Linked DNA regions of Homo sapiens: region 1 is linked to region 2. The links are chromatin loops, found by intact Hi-C in ENCODE. Cell type or tissue: OCI-LY7. All regions are shown on one strand. Links, peaks and the distances in the headings refer to the core of each region. The heading gives the core; the rest is flanking DNA. Region 1 overlaps LOC102724152 (a long non-coding RNA gene). Region 2 overlaps LOC124901499 (a long non-coding RNA gene).

Evidence for each region. A loop is a pair of places that touch in the nucleus more often than their neighbours do. Peaks named below come from ENCODE experiments on the same cell type or tissue, not always from the same donor. Only the 100,000 strongest peaks of a DNase experiment are listed, where the experiment ranks them.
Region 1: a loop joins it to region 2, with 6 times the contacts of the local background. A loop is called at or near these places in 3 of 110 quality-filtered maps.

The regions. Positions count from the first base shown.
Region 1 is chr6:163,666,319-163,670,714 of GRCh38, forward strand. The region is part of intron 1 of LOC102724152 (a long non-coding RNA gene); the gene reads right to left. Among named protein-coding and RNA genes, the nearest start is that of QKI, 250 kb to the left of the region's middle. In OCI-LY7, for the core only: no CTCF peak of the experiment used is centred there; DNase peaks (open chromatin) are centred at 1,583 and 2,243; H3K4me3 peaks cover 1,713 bases; H3K27ac peaks cover 1,639 bases.
Region 2 is chr6:163,754,279-163,758,674 of GRCh38, forward strand. The region is part of intron 1 of LOC124901499 (a long non-coding RNA gene); the gene reads left to right. Among named protein-coding and RNA genes, the nearest start is that of QKI, 340 kb to the left of the region's middle. In OCI-LY7, for the core only: no CTCF peak of the experiment used is centred there; a DNase peak (open chromatin) is centred at 1,993; H3K4me3 peaks cover 1,822 bases; H3K27ac peaks cover 2,788 bases.

The DNA.
Region 1 (4,396 bases), core at 68-4,067, 88 kb before region 2:
TCTTTATTTTTGAATCAAAGTCATTTTAGAAACCACGTCCCTGATCTTTTCGAGACTCATAAAATATAAAAATGGCATCTCATTTTTTTTTTGGACAAGCTTTTTATCTTCTTTGTCCTCTTCAGATAATAAAAATACTAACAATAACAAATAAAAGCAGTTGTCATTTACCGAGCTCACGTTCTCTGCCAAGTACTGTGGTATGTATTTTATATCAACTCATTTTAGTTTTCACAGCAAACTTAGGAAGGAGCCATGAGTTGTATGAAGTTCCTGTGGTTGAGGAAGTTTAAATATCATGTTTAAAGACACACAACTCATAAATGATGAAGTTATTACTAGAACTGGGCTAATCTATTCTTATAAGTTTTAGCAAAATGACAGCTATAAATTTCCATTTCCCAGAGTATTTTCATATGTGTTGTCTCATTGATTTTTCACAGTCCTGAACATAGATCAAGGCTCAGTAGAGTGTGGTTGCGATTTTACAGAGGGAAACCCAAGGCTCAGAGAGGTCATGATTTACCCAAACACAGCTCACTTCCAATAGGGCTGCTGAGGCCGTGGCCACGCTCTGCACCAAACAAAGCCAGTGTGCAAATTGGGCCATTGGACCCAGCTCCAGTGCTCATTCACAATCCCACACTGAAAAAAGCAAGAGAACAGAACGAACGCACATGCAAAACCACCTATATGGCATCAAGGAGGTCTTTTTCCTCAAGTATGAGCTAGGCTTTTCCAGCCTGGCTGGAAAGCCTAGCAGAGAATGGGATTCTCTGCTAAGGTCAACAAGATGCGGCGCAGCCACTACCTACGAAGCTGCTTAGCACGCCCCACTGTGTGCCTGCCCAGGGGAGGACACGCAGCCCTAGGGGTCTGCTTATGATTTCTGCCCCTGCTTGTCTCTGCTGCTTGCAGCCAGCGCTGGCTGGACATGGAGAGCCAGCACCGAGTTCCATTGCTTCCATTTGGCACCAAGTGCCTGATGGAGCTGTCCACTCTCAACAAGAAAGGGGCCTGAGGTGTTGGGGCAGAATGAGGGTCCTCGCTTGAGCTCACCTTGACTCTTCTCACAGGCCAGGCCATGAAGGGAAGGGAAACGGAGCAAAGCCAAGAGACAGGGAAAAGTGTGGGGGATAACCTGGGGGCTGGAGGGCTGGTTGGGGGGTGCAAGGGGCGGTCGCGGTGAAATCTGGCCTTACGGGCACGGTGCTAGTGGGGAGAACGTTAAAGGAAGTCACTTTAATCTTCAGAATGAGCTCAGAGGTCCACAGGGTGGATATGGAACCCCTATTCATTCATTTAATATATGATTAGATGTCAGTGTTGTTGGAGTTACATTTTAGGAAATGACTATTCATAATGGAAGTCCTGGCACGGTTTCTTTCTAATCAGCAAAACGGGGTGGTGGGCTCAGCTGTGGCACCCTCGCAAGAGGCTCTTAATTTACGAGTGATGTTAAATTATGCTGGCTGCCAGATAGTCAGATACGGGAAGTGATACAATAAGTCATTGGGGATGTGCTAGTTCTTCTTTTTTCATTTGACAACCACAGGAAGTGGCCATTAGCCAAGCCATCTGAGAGAAAGCATCTGATTGCTCTGCTACGTGCACAGTATCTTGAGTAACTGCAAAAGCCTGAGAGGAAGGACTGCAGGGGGTGGGGATGAGAAGCAGGGTGAGGGGGAGGATAGAGATCTGGGGGTCAGGGCCCTCAGAAGCTAGCATCAGGACAGCTCATGTGGCTTGTTTTTCGCAGGCTCCCCAGGGACTATTCCAGGTTGGGCTAAGCCTAGTCAGGTTTGTCAAAGCCCTACAAAAATAGTTCATGTTATTTCTGTGGCAAATCATGCACAAAGAACTTATGAATAACTAATTTCTTACTTGGCTCTTTTCTAGAAAGGGTAATTCAATACAATGCGCTTTCCAGTCTGTCACAACTGCACGAGGGCAGAGGCAGATTGCAGGTGGGGCAGGACTTCGTAGCCAGGACAAACTTGACTGCAGAGGGTAGCCTGTTCCTCAACCTTCTGAAGCCCTGACTGAGACTTGAAACTGTAGAGAAATTAGCAGGATTCTGGGGAGAACAGAGTCTGGAGAGAACAGAATGGAGTGTGCATGTTTGAAGATGTATAGTTTCTAACAGCAATTTCAGTGCTTGTAGGCAATTTATAAATATTCGAGAAAGATGCTACCATACTTGGCTGAAAGGCTGACGGAGATGGTATTAGGTAACGGAAGTTACAGACAGTGGATGTATGAAGCTGATATTATAGGAGTCCCCTTTCCATCTGGGCAGTATGAACAGGTTGCAACTTACCCTCCTAGTTAGATCCTAGCCGTCTTAGCTTCCTTTTCTGGCATGGCCAGCCATTGCTTTCTGACCTCTTTGAAATAAATACTTTTATGCCCATAAAAAGAGTGTTTTTTTTTTGAATTAAGAAAAAAAGACTTTGATTGGATGGTTTCTAAGCTTTCTTGCACATCGGAGTCACTGGGTGATCTTGATAACATTCCAGTGCCTTTCTTTTCTTTTTTTTTTTTTTTTTTTTTTTTTGAGACAGAGTCTCGCTCTGTCGCCCAGGCTGGAGTGCAGTGGTGTGATCTTGGCTCACTGCAAGCCCCGCCTCCCGGGTTCACGCCATTCTCCTGCCTCAGCCTCTCCGAGTAGCTGGGACTACAGGCACCCACCACCATGCCTGGCTAATTTTTAGTATTTTTAGTAGAGATGGGGTTTCACTGTGGTCTCGATCTCCTGACCTCGTGATCCGCCCGCCTCGGCCTCCCAAAGTGCTGAGGTTACAAGCATGAGCCACCGTGCCCCGCTTTTCAGGGCTTTTCAAAGATCATTTTCTCCAACTCAATGTCCCTGCATTTTCCAGAGTTTGTTTGTTAGCATTGGGTAGCAGTCAGACTGGTTATTTTGCTGTAACAAACGACCGTGATATCTCATGTTGGAGGGGCAAGGAAGCACAAGCCCATCTTATTCCCAGAAGGAAAGCCAGAAATATTTGTAGGAAAGTGATAGCTATGCCACAGGGATTATTGATTTTGCATTCTAGATTCTTTTAGTTTGAGTAATTCCTTCCAGAATTTTTTGTCTTATAATTTTGAGAATTAAGATATTAATTTTGCTGCCTCAAAATGGAAATGCTTTCTGGAACCAGGAAGGCAATACCTCTGGTTTTCTTGGACACTTTTGTGACCATTTTCTTAGTTTTGATTACTTCAGCAGTTAGGATTTTTTTAAACAAACAAACAAATCAAAACAATAAATCCTACTGGTAGATCTGACATAGCTAGTGATTTTTGCACAAGGGCAAAGGAAATCAAAGAGCATAGAGCCTCTGTATGGTTTTGGGAGAAGGTAATCTTTCCTCTTGGACTTGCACCCTCCATCTTATTGGCCAGGGTTATGGGCCATGGCCACCTGGGTTGCAAAGAAGCCTCCCTTGCAGAGGAAGGGAAGGAGAAGGGAGAAATGTAAATGGCTTTGGTGGAACCAATGCACAGTGTGAACCCTCAGGAGTAGGCAAAACATGTGCTGTAAACTCCAAGTCTAGGCTTTGGGCTATTGTCCCTGATAGTTCAATAAAACTCTCTAGTTAATCCCTAATAAATTTGTGACTGGAATGGCCTGCAGGTTTTAAGCCATGAAAACAGTTAAATGACCTCACATTGCAGTGTGAGCATCCATTCGGTAACCTGGGTCACTCCTTACCGTTTACCCACACCTAGATTTTGGGTCATGGTGAGCTAAGCAGAGTTGGATAGAAATTGAATATCAAAATGGAAAATGTCTATACCAAAGTGATCCATCTGATGAAATTACAGTTCAGAGACATTTTATAATAGAGCTACAGAATATTGAGGCTGGATGGAAAATGTGCAATGGAGCAGTTACAGTTCGGCATCCTCTGCTGAAGTGAAGCAGAGAATTAAGACAATTACCTAGTACTTCAGGCAAGAAGAGGTAGTGCTTGTCTTTCTGAAAATAACCTTCCTGAGTCCTATAGCTTTCCCCAGGCCACCAAAGATAACATGAGGCTATCCCCATATTTCCCCTGGACTATTGAGTTCATTCTGGAGGAAAATGGCTCTCAGGAGTTAATGGCATTAAGATGTGGTCTGGGCTTTTGGCTGGTAGATCTTCAGTGAAAGCAGATGGCCACAATGGTATTAAAACTAAAGACTGCAGTAAAGCTTTTAATTGAAAACAATTGGACCCTGCTGGATGGTAATTACCTTGGCTGCTTGCAAATAATATCCTGCCCCTGATGCCATGAAAGAAAAGCTGAGACGGAGTAAACAGGATCTGCTTGATGTGCATCTAATAAGCATGGAAGTCCCCAAACTACTTTCTCTAGGGGTCCTCCAGTAAAAAGAGTTAGAAATG
Region 2 (4,396 bases), core at 233-4,232:
GCCAGGATGGTCTTGATCTCCTGACCTCATGATCCACCTAACTCGCCTCCCAAAGTGCTGGGATTACAGGCGTGAGCCACCACGCCCAGCCCAAAGTACCTTTTCTTTTTGAGACAGAGTCTTGCTCTGTCACCCAGGCTGGAGTGCAGTGGCACGATCTTGGCTCACTACAAGCCCTGCCTTGGGTTCACACCATTCTCCTGTCTCAGCCTCCAGAGTAGCTGGGACTACAGGCGCCCGCCACCACACCCGGCTAATTGTTTTGTATTTTTAGTAGAGACGGGGTTTCACTGTATTAGCCAGGATGGTCTTGATCTCCTGACCTCGTGATCTGCCCACCTCGGTCTCCCAAAGTGCTGGGATTACAGGCGTGAGCCACCGCACTTGGCCCAAAGTTCCCATTTTTATAGGGAAACCAGTAATATTGGATTAAGGTCCACTTTAAGGACCTCACCTTAACTATATTAATTGTAATAATCATAATTAATTAATTGTATCTGCAATGACTGTATTTCCATATAAGGACATACTCTGAGTTGCTGGGGGTTAGGACTTCAACATAGGAATTTTCGGGGGATACGATGCAACCCATAATAGCAAATGTTGTGAATAAAACTGTAAAAAGCACCCCTCCTTTTTCCCTAACAAATGAAGGCTTTGTCACTTGGTTTTCTGTCTTCTCTCCACCCTGGTTCTGCCGTCTTCCTGGGTGCCTTCAGCATGCGCTTGATGGCCTGTCCTCTTGGTGCCCCACATGTGGCCACTCCCCCACTTTGTCATGTGTCCCCCACCCCGCCCCACCAACTTGATGCAGTGTCATTGCCAAGATTCTTAATATGCATGTTCCTCTCTCTTGCTACACGTTTTTTTTTAACCATTCCAGCTGCCTGATCAGCTACTTCCACTAAAACCATCTCTGGCCCTCGGAACCCCCTGTTCATTCATTCTTTAACCTTTTCCTCATCCATTGGTCTCTCCTTATTTCTCTCCATATGTACCTTAGATTCCTTGGTTCCTCAACATTAGGTCTTACCAAATCATCTCCCCGTCCCTCGGCAAATTTGTCAAAACCCCAACTCTGGACGAACTCAACAATACATTTTCTCTGTACCTGTACCCAGGTATCCCAGGAGGTCAGAGAAAACCACACAATAGGGCAGATAAGAATCCTGATAAACTCATAAGATACCAGCCTTGAATGGGGGCTCCATCCTGCCGAGCAATCCTACCGTATTTCCCTGGCCAGGATGTTCTCCTGTGCTCTTAATGACTATTTTGAACTTTCTTTACTATTTTGGAAATTCTAAAGCCTCATCAATACCTGTCTTTTCAGAAGAGAACCCTGATTCTTTTCTAAGAAAATTAAAGCATTTAGACTAGAACCCTTCAACGTTCTGCTCCCAAATCAATATACCTGACTGAATACCTCATTCCTTCCTCCCAGCCTCATTCCCTCTCTTTGCACTTAGAGGAGGTGTTTGTGTTCTTGGCCAAGCCTCATCTTTCTATCTGTGTTCTGGATTGCATCTCCTCCCACTTCTGAGAGATGTCTCAATATTGATTATTCTTTCCTGCTCTAAATTTCCCCCCTCCCAGTTCATTCCTATCATCATTTCTATATGCTTGAGCTTCTACCGTATTTATAGAAGAAATGAATTTCTCTTAATCTCACATTTGTCTTTCAGTTACCACCTGATCTCTTTTTTCTTCTACACCAAATTCCTTGAAAGAAGTGTATACAATAATTAGCCGAGTATTTCTTTTTAGCTACTAAAACATGTGATTTATTCTACCCACATATAAGGGTTACATTTTCATAGCTGAGTTTTAAAAAATTGTGGTGAAATACACATAACAAAAAATTTTACCATCATAACTATTTTTGAGTAAACAGTTCAGCCGTATTAAGTGTATTCACATTACTGTGCAACTGATCTCCGGAATTCTTTTCATCTTGCAGAACTGAAACTCTATACCCATGAAGCAACAAGTTTCCCTTCCCCATTTCTCCAGCCGCTGGCAGCCACCATTCTGCTTTCTCTCTCTGATTTGACTGCTCTGGATACTTCATGTAAATGGACTCTTACAGTATTTGTCTTTTTGTGATTGGCTTATTTCACTTAGCTTAATGTCCTCAAGGCTCATCCGTGTTGTGGCATGTGTCAAAGTTTTCTTTTTTGGAGCTAATATTCCATAGTAGTGTACACACACACACACACACACACACACACACACACACACGTATATTTCTTTTCTTTTCTTTTTTTTTCTTTTTTTTTGAGATGGAGTCTCACTCTGTCGCCCAGGCTGGAGTGAAGTGCCAAGGCTCACTGCAAGCTCCACCTCCCAGGTTCACACCATTCTCCTGCCTCAGCCTCCTGAGTAGCTGGGACTACAGGCGCTCACCACCACGCCCGGCTAATTTTTTGTATTTTTAGTAGAGATGGGGTTTCACCGTCTTAGCCAGGATGGTCTTGATCTCCTAACTTTGTGATCCTTCCGCCTCAGCCTCCTAAAGTGCTGGGATTACAGCATGAACCACCGTGCCCGGCTGTATATACACTACATTTCTACATTTTGTGTATCCATTCGCTCATCAGTGATGGACACTTGGGTTGCTTCTGTCTTTTTGCTATTGTAAATAGTGCTGCTGTGAACATGGATGTACACATATCTCTTCAGGGCCCTGCTTTTAATTCATTTGGGTACACACCCAGAAGTGGGATTACTGGATTATGTGGTAATTCTATTTTTAATGTTTTAGGAAGTTCCGTACTGTTTTCATAGTAGCTATACAATTTTACATTCCCACAAACAGCACTTAAAGATTCTAATTTCTCTACATCCTTGCTAACAGTTATTATTTTGTATTTCTCTCTTTTTCCAGTAGTGGCCATTCTAATGGGATAAAGTGGTATCTCACTGTGGTTTTGATTTGCAGTTCCCTAATGATTAGTGGTATTGAGCATCTTTTCATGTGCTTGTTAGCTATTTGTATATCTTCTTTGCAGAAATATCTATTCTTTGTTCATTTTTTAATAGGGTCTTTTGTTCTATTTTGTTGAGCGTAACTAGCCCAATTTTTTCATTTCCTCTTCACTCCTCAATGCATTCAACTTTGTATCCTGCTAATATCATATTAACAAAATAGTAGGTATCTCCACATCATCATGTGTGATGGGCATTTTCAGCCTTCATTTCATACTCTCAGCATTTGACCTGGCTGATCTCTCCTTTCCTTCTCCACACTGGCTTCATTGATGGCAGCTGACTTCCCCTCATGGCCCTGCCTTCTTTTCAGGCTGCTCTTCCTGCTTGTCCTCTTCAGCAGACTTCTCCATCCTGTTCTCCTTCACAGTTTGCTCTCAGGTCTCCTTCACACTCTGCTCTTGCCTGGAGATCTCACCCTTGCTCATGGCTGTTGCCAGCTACAAGTGCCATTTGCATTCCAATGACTCCAAACTTTAAATTTGTAGATCAGCTTGCTTCTCTGAATTCCAGATGCAAATGATCTCATTGCCCATTAACATTCCCACTTGCACTTCTTAAGGACACTCTTCATGTTCAAACCTAAACCTTTGGTCTGTCTCTGAAAGCTGCTCCTCCTTGATTTCACACATCAGTAAAAGGCACTGTTACCTGCCTGGTCACCAGGACCCTCAGACTATGACCTCTTTCTCTTCCTCCTTTCGTTTCCATGTCCTGAGGATTTCAACTCTTAAATATATGGAATATCTCTTACATACATCCACTTTTATCAACTCCTGTCCGTCTGTCAGAGGCGTTTGAACCAGAGCTACTCCGTCTTGAATAGGGGCTGGGTAAAATAAGGCTGAGACCTACTGGGCTGCATTCCCAGATGGTTAAGGCATTCTTAATCATAGGATGAAATAAGGGGTCAGCACAAGATACAGGTCATGGAGACCTTACTGATAAAATAGATTGCAGTAAATGAGCTGGCCAAATCCCATCAAAACCAAGATGGCAATGATAGTGACCTCTGGTCGTCCTCACTGCTACACTCCCACCAGCGCCATGATCATTTACAAATGCCATGGCAACATTAGGAAGTTACCCTATATGGTCTAAAAAGGGAGGCATGAATAATCCACCCGTTGTTTAGAGTATCATCAAGAAATAACCATAAAAATGGGCATCCAGCAGCCCTTGGGGCTGCTTTACCTGTGGAGTAGCCATTCTTTTACTCCATTACTTTCTTAATAAACTTGCTTTCACTTTACTCTGTGGACTCGCCCCCGAATTCTTTCTTGCGTGGGGTCCAAGAGCCCTCTCTTGGGGTTTGGTCAGGACCCCTTTCCTGTAACACATCCTCGTTACTGCCGCGTGCATCTTATTGCCTTCTAGCTCCGCTCCCCATATGCGTGCTTTTATTTTT